3 separate regions of the Homo sapiens genome follow, and all the other regions are linked to region 2. Evidence: chromatin loops called from intact Hi-C (ENCODE). Cell type or tissue: heart right ventricle. All regions are shown on one strand. Each heading gives the region's core, and the rest is flanking DNA. Links, peaks and the distances in the headings are about the cores only.

The links. Hi-C counts contacts between places; a loop is a spot of excess contacts. Peaks named below come from ENCODE experiments on the same cell type or tissue, not always from the same donor. Only the 100,000 strongest peaks of a DNase experiment are listed, where the experiment ranks them.
Region 1: a loop joins it to region 2, with 4 times the contacts of the local background. A loop is called at or near these places in 38 of 110 quality-filtered maps.
Region 3: a loop joins it to region 2, with 6 times the contacts of the local background. A loop is called at or near these places in 37 of 110 quality-filtered maps.

The regions. Positions count from the first base shown.
Region 1 is chr17:60,042,708-60,048,086 of GRCh38, forward strand. HEATR6 (HEAT repeat containing 6) reads right to left here. Exons shown (of 20, transcript NM_022070.5): 18 at 4,602-4,698; 19 at 3,318-3,522; 20 at 1-1,427. The coding sequence ends at 856. It overlaps MIR4737 (microRNA 4737), which reads right to left and starts at 398; the gene lies at 318-398. In heart right ventricle, for the core only: no CTCF peak of the experiment used is centred there; no DNase peak of the experiment used is centred there.
Region 2 is chr17:59,750,626-59,756,004 of GRCh38, forward strand. All of the region lies in intron 5 of VMP1 (vacuole membrane protein 1), which reads left to right. Among named protein-coding and RNA genes, the nearest start is that of VMP1, 46 kb to the left of the region's middle. RefSeq lists enhancers at 3,585-4,784, 3,628-4,470. In heart right ventricle, for the core only: a CTCF peak has its summit at 3,008 (motif pointing right); no DNase peak of the experiment used is centred there; H3K27ac peaks cover 795 bases.
Region 3 is chr17:60,034,558-60,039,936 of GRCh38, forward strand. No RefSeq gene overlaps it. Among named protein-coding and RNA genes, the nearest start is that of MIR4737, 5.9 kb to the right of the region's middle. RefSeq lists enhancers at 2,464-2,593, 5,311-5,379. In heart right ventricle, for the core only: CTCF peaks have their summits at 2,724 (motif pointing left) and 2,929; a DNase peak (open chromatin) is centred at 2,704; H3K27me3 peaks cover 1,498 bases.

The DNA of each region.
Region 1 (5,379 bases), core at 157-5,156, 290 kb after region 2:
GGCACCGTCAGCATCCTCGCGTCCTGTGCGGCTGTGAGGCACCGTCAGCATCCTCGCGTCCTGTGTGGCTGTGAGGCACCGTCAGCATCCTCGCGTCCTGTGTGGCTGTGAGGCACCGTCAGCATCCTCGGTCCTGTGCGGCTGTGAGGCACCGTCAGCATCCTCGCGTCCTGTGTGGCTGTGAGGCACCGTCAGCATCCTCGGTCCTGTGCGGCTGTGAGGCACCGTCAGCATCCTCGCGTCCTGTGTGGCTGTGAGGCACTGTCAGCATCCTCGCGTCCTGTGTGGCTGTGAGGCACCGTCAGCATCCTCGCGTCCTGTGTGGCTGTGAGGCACCGTCAGCATCCTCGGTCCTGTGCGGCTGTGAGGCACTGTCAGCATCCTCGCATCCTGTGCAGCTGGGCCAGGACAAACTGGCTGAACTGCAGCTCTGCTTGCAGCTTGCTAGAAATACAACTTGGTAACAACAGGAGATTGTGGACACACTATTTTTCGTTAGTTTATTACAAAACTACAGATACAATACACAAAATTCTAATTCCGAAATCCTTCTACATTTTTTTTTTCTGAGACTAAATGCCCTCAAAGCCCGTCTGCTTGGCCTGTATTACAACCTGACTCCTCGGCTCCTGGATGCACAGGTCAGATGTTCCAACAACCCTGACCATGGCCAGTGCTATGGAGTCACTCCAAAGGTGGTTGAGCCCTCTGTGAAAATTTAAATGGCTGCTAAGTCATTCTAAATAAATAGTGAACGGATTGTTTCTGCCCCTAAGATGAAATCCCACAGATCTTATGCTCAAGCTCAGGTCTTCCTACTGCCGCCTTCGACATCTAGAAAGTATGGTGGGATCTTCACTGATTTGTTAACCCTGGGAGTGCCCCTTGTGATCCAGATGAGTCAAAACAAACGGCCAGGATCTCTTCTAAAAAGCCCATGATGGCCCTTCTGGCTGTGTCTCCAGTTGGTGCCTGGATGCTGCCCATGTGTTTAAGGGCCATTCTGACCATCTGGTCTCTTTCCTGTGGGCTGTGGGGTGCTCCAGTGTCATCTCCCTCTGCTCCTGATTTTAAAAACTGTAGAATATAGGACTGGACCATATTCCCACTCAGTTCAAGGGTTTCTTTCATACAAGGGAGGTCCGAGGCACTGGCCAAGCTCAAGAGGTGAATCAGTGCCTGGCAGATTTGGGTCCGTAGGCTGACACAGTACTTGAATTCCAAAAAGTCTATGGTGTCTTCACTCTTCTGTAAAGCGGTGACCAATGCATTCCAGATCCGAGCATACTGGTCAACAGACCCGTACTGCTCTCTCTTCCCCGGGACGGAAAGGGCAGCTGCAGATCTGATGCGCACTTTGAAGTTCTTGCATGATGTCACGACCGATGTCAGGGCATTGTAGGCCTGGGAGGTCCATGGGGCTGTCCCTAGAAAGAATCCACAGTCACTAAAACAAATGCAGGCTTAGAACTAGGTGGGGTGAGAGGGAGAGGGGTGGAAGGAAGCTTAAACACTAGTGCTCAAGACACTCATTTTATGTGTTCACTTCATTCTCACAATCATCCTGTAAGACAAGGGTGGTGACTGACTGTAGGATCCTAGGTAAGTGGCCAGGTGCCAATCCCCAAACCTCCCTCTTTCCCTACCTCAGCCTGCCACACGCTTAGAGCCTCTGCTACCCAATATAAAGCCTTTGGTGACTCAGAAAAAGGCTTCTTCTCTGGGAGGATTCTGTCCCGTTGGGGTATGGCTTTGTGGGCAGAGCGTGGACTGAACTGCAACCCCACCTATCCTCTCAGCTGGGCACTTCTGAGCTGTGTGCAAGCCACACACTGCATGCTCACCTGCAACAGCATCCAGACACTGCTCTGGCCATAGCCAGTCATGCATTTTATTGCAAAGAAAAAGAAAACTTACAATTTCAAGAATAAGATGCCCAGATTTCTATCTTTTCTCCACACCTGTAGGCCCTAGGAAATCAGCCTGCTTTCCTCCTTACCAGAGCTACTGCTACCCACTCCACTTTGGGGTGTCCTTACTCAAGATGGGTGACAGAGTAGAATGCAGCTTCTCTTAACTCTCCCAGCCCTTCCTGGCTTCTCTGTTGCCTCTGAAGACCGGCAAGCAGGCCCTTTCCATTTGGTGGATGCCAGTGCCATTGACAATGGGCCACTGCTAGAGCTATGAGACACTCACAATCCGACCCGTCAGAGTCCTTTATCAGTTTCTAGCTCCCTTTTCTTATGTGGCTCTTGATAGCTCTGCTACTGGATGCTTTCTAGTTCTCAAACTTCCTGCCTCTTTGGAGCTTCCCTTTCCCTCCAAGTCATGCAGGTAAACTTCTCTCTCTAGTAGGCTGAGGGCAAGGGCCATACAGGAAGGCTGGTAGGAGCCAACCACCACTGAGGTGCCCTGGTTTCAAGGACTTCTTGGCTCTCCAGAAGGCGGATAACCACCTCAATGGGCTCCAACCCAAAAGGTCACCCTTAGGTGACTTCCTCAATGGAAGAAGCCGGGAAGCTACCTTACATACTCCCAGCTGACTGGTCTGCCTGGACGCTCTGGGCAATAAAGGGGAGCAGAGCCAGACTCCCCTCACTTGATGTGTGCTCTCCTCTCCAGGAACACATCCTTAGGTCTCAGATCTGAGAGAGAGAGATGCAATAAAGCGAACGCTGGCATTCAAAGTGAGCGAGGTTTGGAGGCTCCGATCCATACACCTAAGCAGCTACTGGTCCTGAATGACATATCAAGGTGCATGGCATGCCACTACTTAGAGACAGATGCCCTCCTTACATTTATTAATGGCATCCACTTCTGTACACAGCTCATAGGGGATTTCCAGTTTATATTCCCTCTCATTCCAGTTTTTTTCCTTCCTGTTTTCTTGACCATTAAAGTAATATATGCTTATTGTAGACAACTGAGAAAATGAAAACAGAAAAAATCCTACCCATCCAGAGGCAATCACTGTTAATAATTAGTCCAATTTCCTTTCAGTCTTTTTTCTACCCATCTATTGAGATCATTCTGTAGAAATTATTTAATACCTGCTTTCATTTGTTTAACATCAGAAGTATTTTTCCAGATTATCAAATTCTTGTAAGTAATTTTAAATGGCAACAAAATATCCCATTATATATCCCATTGTATAGGTAATGATGTATTTCAATGTCCCCCTAAACTTGTCTTCAGTATGTCTCCATTTTTTCCTAATACTATGACAAATAACATGTGACAAACATCTTTAACAACAACGTAGATTGGTGTGTGTCCCAAGAGGCTTTCCACCAGGGAGTGAAGGGAAACTTTCTTACCTAAAGGAAGGGCAGGATTTTTAAATACATTTCCCATTGCATAACAAGCATTCCATCGGACTTTCATGGCAGCTTCTGTTAGAACAGTAGAAATTAGGGCCTGGATAGACTCCTCAATGATTTCTGCAAATGTGGGTTTTTCTATATGAGAGGGTTGCAGAAAATGAAGCAAATTTCCAAGGGCCCGGACTGCATTGCTTTTTACCTAGAAAAAATGTAAATGCTTTAGAAATCTGTTTGGCCAAAGAGATGTTTCCAAAAGTCTAATTTCAGCTTTAAAAAAACCCAGGAGGTCTTCAACTTCTTAAAGCAAGTCCTTGGAACTCACAAGGTCTGCTCTGGTTAACATCCTGAGCCATCAGAAATGTGAGGTTCTACAGAACTCCTCTCTCTGATTATTTATTTATTTATTTTATTTAGTGCTAGACAGGACCTCAGAGAGGTCCATCTTCCTTGTTTTACTGAGATGGAGTATAAGGACCGGGAACAACAGGACAAGGCTGATTGATAGCAAGACAATGAGGAGAAGCTAGGTTCCATAATTCCAGTCCAATACTTTTCTACTAGACTAGAGTCTCAACCTCTGCAGCCCATCAGAATCATTTGGGGAGGTTTCTCCTTTTGTTTTAAAACCGATTCGGAGGCCCTAACCTCAGAATTTCTGATTGAATTACTCTGAGGTAGGGCTTCCTGGGTGATTACCAGATTTTCAGAAGTAGTATTAAAGTGAGCACATGGTATGGGTCAGGTACTGTGCTAGGTGCTTTAACATAAGGCATCTTCATATCCAGTGAGGTATATAACTTCCATGTTACATGTGAGGAGCTGACCTTCAGAGAAGTTATGTAATATACCAAACTTACCCAGTTACTAAAGGGCGAGCCAGGGCTTGAATCCATGTATGTCTGACCTAAAGCCCAGACATGTGCTTTTTAAACTTATTAGTTTAACAGGTAATATTCAAAGCCAAGAGCTACTCATCTTTCTGACTTGTCAATTTTTTTTTTTTGGAAAATAAAAAAAAGTTAATTTTAAAAGGAATCTGAATATGTCATGTAGTATTACAATGGGCACTGATATTTTTCAGGAGGCAGGAGACAGTAAAGAAACCATACACGTGTGGAATGGGCCATTTATACCCTGAGCACACCCTCAGTCTCTTTTGAACAGGAGTACATTTGGTGGGACAGTCTGAGGAACATCAAGCCACACTGAACTACCACACTGCAGCTACAATACATTAACTATCTGTTTGGGAGATACTGGGTTTTGTTGTGAGTCTACCTTGTCTTTATCCTTGGATGCTTCTATAGCTGATCGTAACATTTTCAAGAGCAGGAGACCAGAGAACTCTTCCTGGAAACTTGGGTCTGGTGTTTCCCTGTTCCACCCAAAGCAGACAACACATGTTAAAAGGTAAATACACTTAAATATATACATATAGAAATATATTCAATTAGTATAAGCCTAAAAGTTTAGGAAAACAGTTTAACAAATCTGCTTAGATTATATCAAGAAACTTACATTATATATCTTTTGACCCAATAGTTCCCCACATAGGAATGTCTCAAAAAAAAAAAAATCTCAAAATGCAGATTTCATGCACAAAAATATTCCCTGAATATAAAAGCCTACAAGCCTAAAGACTAAAACAAATGTTCAGTAATAGAAAAATGGTTAATCATCACACAGTGATAATTATGTAATCATAAATAAGGATTTCTAACAAGTCAATAATAGAATGCTTACACATTTTACATGTTGCTTATACGCTGAAGTGACAAAAAGCAGGACACGTGCACATGAATAACCAGCTACCTCTGGGGAGGGGAACTAAGGTGTCAGGGTAGAAGAAAGGCTTCACACTGAATGCTGCTTTGTACTATCTGGATTTTTTTTAGCCTGTGAATATACTACTTTAAGAAATTTTTTTAAATGCATTTTAAAAGTACAGTAACCATTACTAAGGTTTTGCTTTTATGTTTTCTATAATGTAGACATATTACTTATATCGGCATACAGTATTTTTAATACATATATATCTTAATGCATTCCTAATATA
Region 2 (5,379 bases), core at 251-5,250:
TTTTATTCAACATATGCTAATATGCTTGTCTCTGGTTTATCTTTATAGTGAGGTATATTGTACTTTGAAATAAAGAATATTAAATAAATTAGAAATTAATAGCATTTGTAAACTGCATTTCCTCTGTTTTTAGTTCTTATGCAGGCATATTTTTGTTCATTCATTTGATATCTACCTTGAACAAATTTTGCCTAGCAAGTAGTGCAAGTTACAAATTTCATTCATTTACCTTATTTGAGTTTGTATGTAGATTAGGTGCAAAGAAGCTTCTGGGGCTGGCAGATTTTTCCAAGATAGCACCTTTTTTTTTTTTTTTTTTTTTTTGGAGACAGAGTCTAGCTCTGTCACCCAGGCTGGAGTACAGTGGTGCAATCTTAGCTCACTGCAAACCCCGCCTCCTGGGTTCACGCCATTCCCCTGCCTCAGCCTCCCGAGTAGCTGGGACTACAGGCGCCCACCACCATGCCTGGCTAATTTTTTGTATTTTCAGTAGAGACAGGGTTTCACCGTGTTAGCCAGGATGGTCTTGATCTCCTGACCTCGTGATCGGCCAGGTAGCACCTTTTAAGCACTCTTTTATTGCATATTAATTCCCCAAAATCCATTGACAGATTTATTTTAGTCTTAGCAAGCATTCAGGTTACCTTTTAGAAGATCCAGTACATGAGCGATCAGGAATGCTTATTTATTCTCTCATGTAGCGGAAATTATATCCAGAGTAAGAATAGTAAGTCAATGTTTGCATAAAGAGAACATAGCTGCTGTTGACCTCTTTGGTTCATCTCTATGCAGCCAGTTTTTGTGAGTCAAAATTTCTATCTTAATAATGGTCTAGACCGGGCTCGGTGGCTCATGCCTGTGATCCCAGCACTTTGGGAGGCTGCGGTGGGTGGATCACCTGAGGTCAGGAGTTTGAGACCAGCCTGGCCAACATGGTGAAACCCTGTCTCTGCTAAAAATACAAAAATTAGCTGGGCGTGGTGGGGGGGGCGCCTGTAATCCCAGCTACTTGGGAGGCTGAGGTGAGATAATTGTTTGAACGGGGGAGGCAGAGGTTGCAGTGAGCCGAGATTGCGCCATTGCACTCCAGCCTGGGCAACAAGAGCAAAACTCCGTCTCAAAAAAAAAAAAAAAAAAAAAAAAGTCTAACCTAGGGCTACAGAGCATACCTTCTCTTTTTCATTTTCTTTTATCTTCGTTTCTTTTTTGAGACAGGGTTTCTCTCTGTTGCCAGGCTGGAGTACAGTGGCATGAATATGGCCCGCTGTAGCCTCAGCCTCCTGGGCTCAAGAGATCTTCCCACCTCAGCCTCCCAGGTAGCTGGGACTACAGGTGTGCACCACTACACCAGCTGGGTTTTTTTTAGGGGTAGAAACGGGGTCTCTCCATGTTGCCCAGGCTGGTCTCAAACTCCTCGGTTCAAGAGATCCTCTCGCCTCAGCCTCCTAAAGTGCCGGGATTACAGGCATGAGCCACTGTATCCGGCCTCACTTTTTCTGTAAAGGATCAGATCCGTAGCTATTTACACATCGTGGGCTATCCAGTCTCTGTGCAACTACTCAGATCTGTCACTGTAACGAGAAAGCAATTATAGACAGTACATAAATGAGTGAATGCGGCCGTTTTCTGGTAAAACTTTATTCATAAAAACAGGTAGCAGGCTGGATTTGGTCTGCAGTTTGTAGTTTGTTAACCCCTGCTCCAACTCATTGAATGACAGTAGTACACCGGAAGAGACATAGTGAGCCTGGGAGCCTTAATGAGAGAGCTAGCTGTCTTCTAAGGATTTTTGTATGACATCTGTGTATTTGGTTCACCCATTTGCCAAATAAGTACTATCATTTCTCTCTTCTTGATCAAGAAATAACAGGTTTCACATGATGCTTTAGAAAAGAATATAGTTGTGCATATATGAGTTGTATAAAAAAAATTAAGAGTAAAAAGAAAAAGCTTTTTTGAAGGGAAAAGCAGAAGAATTTCTTCTAAATGAGCTGTCTGATGACAGGAAGATTTGGTTCCAGTTTCATGTAACCACTGGTATGTTCAATTCCTCTTAAATACCAGATTTTACAAGATTGCAACCATTTTGAGGAATAAATAACTTATGGATTAAGTTTAGATGTCATGTGTAGGATGAACAGGTCTAAAGATCTAAGGTACCACTGTTGTAAAATTACAATGGATTAGGGATTTTTGTTAAGTAGATTTTTAGCTGTTCTTATTTTTAAAAAGTAACTATGTAAGATGATAAACATGTTAATTTGCTTTACTATAGTATAACCATTTTGTTATCTGTATGTATACTATAACAACATATTGTAAGCCTCAATTATGCACAATAAAATTTATTTCTAAAAAGCTTAGGCCAGGTGCAGTGGCTCGCACCTGTATTCCCAGCACTTTGGGAGGCCAAGGCAGGAGGATCACTTGAGGCCGGGAGTTCAAGACCATACCAGCCTGGGCAACCTAGTGGGACCCCGTCTCTACGAAAAAAATTTTTTAATTAGCCAGGTGTAGTGGCATGCTCCTGTAGTCCCAGCTACTCAGGTGGAGGTTGAGGCCAAGGTTGGAAAATCACTTGAGCCCAGGGAGGTTATGATCGCGCCACTGCACTCTAGCCTGGGCGACAGAATGAGACCCTGTCTCAAGAAAAAAAAAAAAGTTTAGATGTTGTACACAATTAGGAGAAGTGATGGGGTTATTTCATTAGCCACCTTGTAATTATTTCCCACTAATAGAAATATGATTCATAATTCTGTAATTAACCAGGTTAACAAAAACAGGAACTTTGGTACTTGATTATGAGAAATGTATTCTGGACATGCTCCTTATATGCATGTACATTATGATTCATCAAGTTACAAGACAAAAAGATGATTAAAGAACCATTTGTAAACTGTATGTAACATTAAGGATTTATAAAGCCTGTTCTTAATAGCAAAGGAGTCCATGGGCTACAATTTACTCTCCTATATAATGTGATGTATGTACAATTTTTGACACTAGGTGGAGCAGTTTCCTGGCAAAAGACTTCACAAAGCCCCATATCCCTTTCAGTTAAGCCCAGCTTCTAGACAAAGAACTGTAAAGAGAAGAAAAACGATCGACAATCATTTTATAATTTAAAAACATACCCAAATATTTAGCTATAAGTAGAAGGCTGAATATATTTTACAATTTTTCTGTTTGCCATATATTTTAACCATTGGATTTTCTCATGTTTAAAGTGTTAGTTTTACTTTCTAGAAGCAGTTTGGAAGTAGAAAAGTTGGGAACTATTCAGTTACATTGTAGAATAGATCAGGTTTTATTAGAAGCTGTAACATCAAGGTGTTATCCTTTGAATGATATCTGTGAGCCATTTTGTTTCATATGACCATTTTTATAGAAAAAAAGTACTTTTTGTTATAAATTAGATACAAAGAAAATTGTGAGATACGTGCCCCTGTGTAAGATTCAGAGCCTGTTTCTGCTTTAAAGTTTGGGATTATTTCATTATTAAAATATGTGTTAAAAATTGTACATTTACCCTGAAGTACAGGTCAATTGATGACTAAAAAGAAAACAAAAAAAATTATACATTTAAAAAATCTGACATCTTAATTGCTTTTTCATATTTATGACCTCCTCTGTATATGGCACCCTAAGGAGGAAGTACTGTATAGTATTCTGCACTTTTTAAAAGCTGTTTTTTCCTTAGTATAGACATTTCTGATACTTTTTGACTCTTGGCTATTGCTAAAAGTAAATATTATTTGGAAAACTGCATTCATATGGGTTGAAATAAAATAGTGAAATAGTTTCAGTAAGTGAAATATTGTAGTAGTTAATACCATAAAGTGGAATCATTCTTTTTTTAAAAAATTGTTAGCCAGCTTCTTCCCTATCAATTCAGCTTGACTTCTGACTATTGCTTTATTGCTCATTTGTCTATCCTCCTTTTAAGACAAAAAAGAAATTACCAAAAGTTAAGGCTGTGGTGTGACTTGATACCAGATGCTTATAACTATGGCTATAAGCATGCAGTGACTCAGTGCTGTTTCAGGAAGACCAACAGACCCTTCTTAGAAAAAAATCTATTTGCCTTTTGTTTGATGAAGGCATGAAAGCTCTTCTCCCTGTCTTTCCCTAAGGAATGACTCATATATTAACTCTGCTGAGCATCACCACATCAAAAGAAGAAACCAAGGTCTTCAGGACATCAGGCTGGGTTTTTGCCAAGGAAAAGGGGTATGCACAGACTGGGTAACTTCCTGCCCTTAAGTTTATTAATGTATGCTTAAATGAAAGCCAAGAAAATTTAGTTTAGCTTAAATTTGTTGTTGAGCATACATTTTAAACAATTTATACTAGCCCCCCCCGCCCTTTTTTAACAGCTCTCATAAATATGTAGTTCATTTCTCTTGAATACTTAAGTCAACTGTATGATCAAAAGTTGCTTGGGTCTAGAGAACAAAGGTGAAACATGCCTTCTTTTTCTTTTTCTTTTTCTTTTTTTTTTAGACGGAGACTCACTCTGTCTCCCAGGCTGGAGTGCAATGGCGCGATCTTGGCTCACGGCAAACTCCATCTCCCACGTTCAAGCGATTCTCCTGCCTCACCCTCCCGAATAGTTGGGACTACAAGCATGCGCCACCACACCCGGCTAATTTTTTGTATTTTTAGTAGAGACAGGAGTTTCACAATGTTGGCCAGGCTGGTCTCGAACTCCTGACCTCAAGTGATCTGCCCGCCTCAGCCTCCCAAACTGCTGGGATTACAGGCGTGAGCCACCACACCTGGCCAAACATGCCTTTTAATATGGATTAATTCAATATAATAAAAATAGCTTCAAAGACAGTACCTTATAACTTGGAGCATGAACTAATACTATAGAGTTCATATTTCTTTTGTTTTGGCCAGCAATTTTATATTTGCACTTTTATAGTATAATCTCATATTTCTACCCTGTGACCTAGGTAACAAGCATTATTAGGCTTTTTGTTAAACAAAGGAAGAGATAGAAGTTACCAACAGTAATTTACCAACAGATTTAGAAAACTGAAATCCACATTAATGCATGCCCCGGTTACTGCTTTTTGACAGTTTGTTTCTTTGTTTTTTGTTTTGGTTTTTGGTTTTTTTTTTTTTTGAGACAGGGTCTTGCTCTGTCGCTCAGGCTGGAGTGCAGTGGCATGATCATAGCTCACTGCAACCTTGAACTCCTGGGCTCGAGTGGTCCTCCCATCTCAGCCTCCCAAGTAGCTGGGACTACAGGCATATGCCACCACACTGGGCTAATATTTTTTCTTAGTAGAGACGGAATCTCACTGTGTTGTCCGAGCTAGTCTCGAACTCCTGGGCTCAAGTGATCCTGCTGCCTCGGCCTCTCAAAGTGTT
Region 3 (5,379 bases), core at 129-5,128, 280 kb after region 2:
GGAGCAACCTCATATCCAGGTGTTGTGCCTCCTGAGCCTGGGAAACAACTCTGGCAAAAACCTTGCGTCTGAATAACTTTGTGTTCTCTGTCTCCATCTGGTGGTCATTCCGCTACATTGCTATTATTTACCTGTGCAACTTGGGCTCTTGTACTTTTAAGAAAGTTTGCCAAAAGAATCAAAAAAACCAAAAGACTTGAAATTTCAAGAAATAGAAATGGCTACGAAATATGCCATTATAAAGAACAGAATGATCTAAGAGTTATAAATGCATTTGAATAATGCATCTCAATCTTTGGCAGTACTTGGCAAATTAAAAAGCAGTCAATAAGTGCTACTTATTCCCATTATAATTAAACATAAGTTAGACCCCATCTTTTGGGTACCAGTGATTCATTTTGAATGAATGGCTTTAATTCAACAAAAAAACATATTTAGTCTTATTATACCTGGCATACTGTTGGCAGTGGTGAACAGACACAGCCTGCATGGTGAGAAACATTGTGTGCGTGCATGTGTGTATGTGTGAGAGATCGAGAGAGAGAGAGAGAGAGTGAGAGAGAGATTATTATTTTAATAAAAAGACTGTTTGTGAGTATACCGCTCCATGAGTTTTGTAACCCCACCCCAATCAGGATTCCAAACAGTGAGAGATTATCATTTTAATAAAAAGGCTATTTGGGGGTATACTGCCCTATGAGTTTTGTTGCCCCACCCCAATCAAGGTTCCGAACAGTTTGATCACTCCCACAAATCTGCTTCATGCTCCCTGTCGTGGCATCCTTGCCTCACCCCAATCCCTGGCCACCAACCGATGTTTTTTGTCCCTGTAGCTTTGCCTTTTCCATAATGTCATGTGTTCATACAATATGTAACCTTTTGAGAGTGGCTTCTTTAACTTACCAAAACTTCCTTCCTTCTGCTTGTTTTAGGTTTATTTTGCCCTTTTTTTTCTTTAGTTTATTAAAGCTGAGGTTTAGATTGTTGACTCGAGCCTTCCTTCTTTTCTAAAATAAGCATCAAATGCTATAAATTTCCATCTGAGCTCTTCTTTAGCTGCATCTACACATTTTGATTTATTGTATTTTTGTTTTTGTTCAGTTTTAAGTATTTTCTAATATCCTCATTTCCTTTGAGACTACCTCCTTTGACCCATGGATTACTTAGAAGTATATTATTTAATTTCCAACTATTTAGAGATTTTTGTCAGTTATCGATCTCTGGTTTAATTCCATTATGCTCAGAGACCTTGCTTTGTATTATTTCTGTTCTTTTAAATTTGTTAAGGTTTGTTTTATGGGCTTGGAGTGGTGGCTCATGCCTGTAATCCCAGCACTTTTGGGAGGCCAAGGCGGATGGATCATTTAAGGTCAGGAGTTCGAGACCAGCCTGGGGAACATGGCGAAACCCCATCTCTACCAAAAATACAAAAATTACTCAGGTGTGGTGGCACAAGCGTGTGGTCCCAGCTACTCGGGAGGCTGAAGTGGGAGGATCGTTTGAGCCCGTGAAGTTGGGCTGCAGTGAGCTGAGATTGCTCTACTGTACTCCAGCCTGAGCAGCAGAGCAAGACCTTGTCTAAAAAAGAAAAAAAATTGTTGTTTTATGATCCAGAATGTGATCTATTTGTTCTAGGGATTACTGAGAAAGGCAGGTTGGGGTGTCCAACTGTAATTGCTGATTTGCCATTTCTCTTTTCAGTTCTGTCAGGTTTTGCCTCATGGATTTTGAAGCTCTGTTGTTAGGTACATAGATGCTTAGGATTGTTAATGTTTTCTTTGAAAATTGACCTTGTTATCATTATGTAATGTCCCTCTGTATCCTTGGTAAATTTCCTTGCTCTGAAGTCTGTTTTGTCTGATGGTATGTAATTACTCCAGATTTCTTTTGATTAGTATTTGTATGATATATCTTTCTTTTTTGTCCTTTCATTTTTAATCTATACTATTTACTTAAAATGAGTTTCTTAGACACATATAGTTGAGTGTTGGGTTTTTTGTTTGTTAGTTTTTTACATTCAACAATCTATCTTTTTATTAGCATATTTCAACTTTTTAAATTTAATATAATCGTTGGTATGTTTGGATTTACATTTAATATTTTATTGTGTTTTCTATTTGTTCTCTATTTTTCCCTGTGTTTTTCATTCCTGTTTTGACTTTTCCTGCCTTCCTTTGGATTATTTGAATTTTTTGGAATTCCATTTTAATTCACTGATTTTTTTAACCATATCTTTTTGTGTAAGTTGAAAATGTAGTTGCTTTAGGGATTACAAAACACCTAGGTTTTCATAGTCTATTTAGGTTATATATTTAGTGCTTCACGTGAAATGTAGAAACCAGCCTGACCAACATGGAGAAACCCGGTCGCTACTAAAAATACAAAATTAGCCGGGTGTGGTGGCACGCACCTGTAATCCCAGCTACTCGGGAGGCTGAGGTGGGAAGATTCCCTTGAGCCCAGGAGTGTCTTCAGGAAATTAAGGTTCTCTCTGTTCTCTACAGGTCAAGTAGTTATGGACGGTATCCTGAACATTCTAATTTTGTGTTATGAGAATCTGGGCCATGTTGGAATCCTGTGTTTTTGCTTTGGCAGGCAATCGTCCTGGTTAGGTTCAGTCACAAGTTCCCACCTGCCTCCTGCGGGTTGTGGTTCAATATCAATTAAGCTTCAGAGCCTTTGCCGCGCTGTTCAGATCCGCCCCGTGTGTGCGCCACCCAGTGGCGGGTACGAGACTGGACAGTGCCTTGTCCCACCGTTCAGTTCTCAAAGCCTTTGTTCAGATCCACACATGGAATGCCTGGGCATGAGCCCAGGAGTTCACATACAACTTTAGGGTATTGCCTTCTTGCGTTCCCTCCTCTCTGAAATCTCAACACTTTACAGTCTCAGGGGTCCCTCTTTCCGGTCCTCTGGCTAGAAAGTCAGGGTTTTAACTGTACTGCTCTGCCCTACAGTTTCTGTGACTGTCTGCCTCCACGGCCAAGCATGGAAGGTTGTGTAAAGAGAAAAAAGCCATGGGCATGACTCCCTTGCTGTTGGGACCATTCTTCCTCTGGCAGAGAGATGAGTTTCCTTCCCTTGAAGTTCTAGGCACCTGCCTGGCTGCCACTGCTGCAGTGAGATTGCCTAGGGGCTGGTGTGGGGAGAAAAGAGACAGCAAACACAGGATTTCCCCGCTTTTGCTGACCTATAGGGGTGCTTACCTCTCTCCTAAGGTCAGAAACAGAGGCTCAGAGCTCTTTCTATCTGCATCTGGTATGCAATTCCAGGTTTTGGTTCATCTTTGAGTCCAGGCCAGGAGACCCCAGAGGGGGAATAAAATGGCAGACTTACTGCCACTTTGGTGGTGTTTAGAGTTCTCTTTTCCTTCCCTGATCTTCCTGCTACCACCTTGTTTTCAGAGCTAGCTGCTCCATGCCTGTGGTCCAGGATTCATAGTAACATTCAGTGGGAAAGACAGGACGGAGTATGACTGGAATGAGAATGGGAGAAGAATTTTTATTTAAAAAACAAAAGCATGGATTTTTAAAGGTTGAAAAATGCACACTAATTGGGGGAGAAATTTCTCTTTCCCTCCACAGTGTGGTAGCTGTAAGCCTGATTCCTGGCTTGAATTTTTTTATTCACTTTTCCAGATGACCTTTAGAATCATTTTGTCCTTAAATTAGCCAGGTGTGGTGGCACACACCTGTAATCCCAGCTACTTGGGAGGCTGAGGCACAAGAATTGCTTGAACCCATGAGCAGAAGTTGCAGTGAGCCAAGATAATATGACTGCACTCCAGCCTGGGTGACAGAGTGAGATTCTGTCTCGAAAAAAAACATCATTTTGTCCTTTAAAAAATTCTAATTTTGATGGGAATTTTATGAAATGTATAGATTTGGAGGAAAGTAGCCTTTTAATAGATTGAGTCCTTCAGTCTAGTAATGATATATCTTCTCATTTAAAAAAATCTTCTTTTATGACCACTGGTAAAAGTTTTTATTTTTTTTCCTCAGAATCCTTGCATAAGCTTGGTTAAATTTATTCTCAGGTATTTTTATTATTAAAATTTTTATTAAAAATCAAATTGGTTATTGCTGATATATAGAAGAGCTACTGATTTGGCATGTTTACTTTGTAACCAGCTGCCTTACAGAACTTTTATTGGTTTTTTTACTTTCTGAATATTGGTTTAATTACTTTCTGAATTTTGGTTTTATTACTTTCTTGGTTTTCTGCACACAAGGATTTGTGAATCCAATCACTCAGACTGGTTTTCTGCAAATAATGATAATTTGGAACCTCTTTTTGAAAAAAAACTTTGAAAATTTTGATTTTTGGTTTATTGAATCACATTGGCCATTAAAATTTCTTGTACAGTATTAGGTAATATTGGTGATATCATTCTTGCTTGTCTTGGTTCTGAGTTTTAGGGAAGTCCCTATTAAGATAGGTATATTTCATTATGCTAATGAATTATCTTTTTGAATTCTTTTTTAAAAATAATTTTGATCAGAAAAGGATACTGCATTTCGTCACTCTTCCAGCATCCATAAAGATGACCATTTGTATTTTCTTATTTGACCCACTAATGTGATTGCATTTTATTAATAGGACTTTCCTGCATTCCTACAGCAAATCCTGGTTGGTCATGGTGGAGACTGTAAAGCAATCATTCTCAAGGAGGGGCTTTTTCACGCAGTATGCCTGGAGAGAGGCTGCACCACCACCGCGTTCCTCCCCGATGAGTCCAGTGAGCCACGGCTGCGGGCTACGGTGTTGTGGTGCTCGGGTGTGTTGGAAGGAAATGGTAATTGAATGAGTGCTCATTTTCCAAGACTTTGGCCCCACCCCTAATATAATGTCCATGTTCCTGGAGCTGAGGATGCCTTCAGCCTAGGCTTGAGGACTCAAGGTGTGTACTAGAACCAGACAGACATTCTCCAATATCCCACTCTAGGGATCTTACTCCAATGAGAAGCAGAGAAATGCTAGCCCCGGGAGAAGACCTAGGAAAAGTGTAACAAGAGGCACCATCTGTCACTGAGCCCCTCTCTCTATGCCAGGCTCCGAGCCAGGTGCTTTACATTATGGGAGCTACTCCTGAACAACTGTGTGAGATACTGGTATCCCTTTACAGATAAGTGGTCAAGTGACTGCCCAAGGGTGTAGTCATTAAGTAGAGGAGTTGCCCTTTAAAACCAGGAGTAATTCCTGAGCGTGTGCAAGCTGGAGATGTGATTCCTGAAGACTGGCTCGCAGAGATGGGTCATGAGGCAGAACCAAGACCTACTCCCCTACTTCCCTGTTCAGTTTGTGTGGCCTCTCCCACTTCTAGTCCCTTCTCTTTCCTGGGAGGGACCCATGGGGGCTAGACAGAGGGCTGTTCCTAGT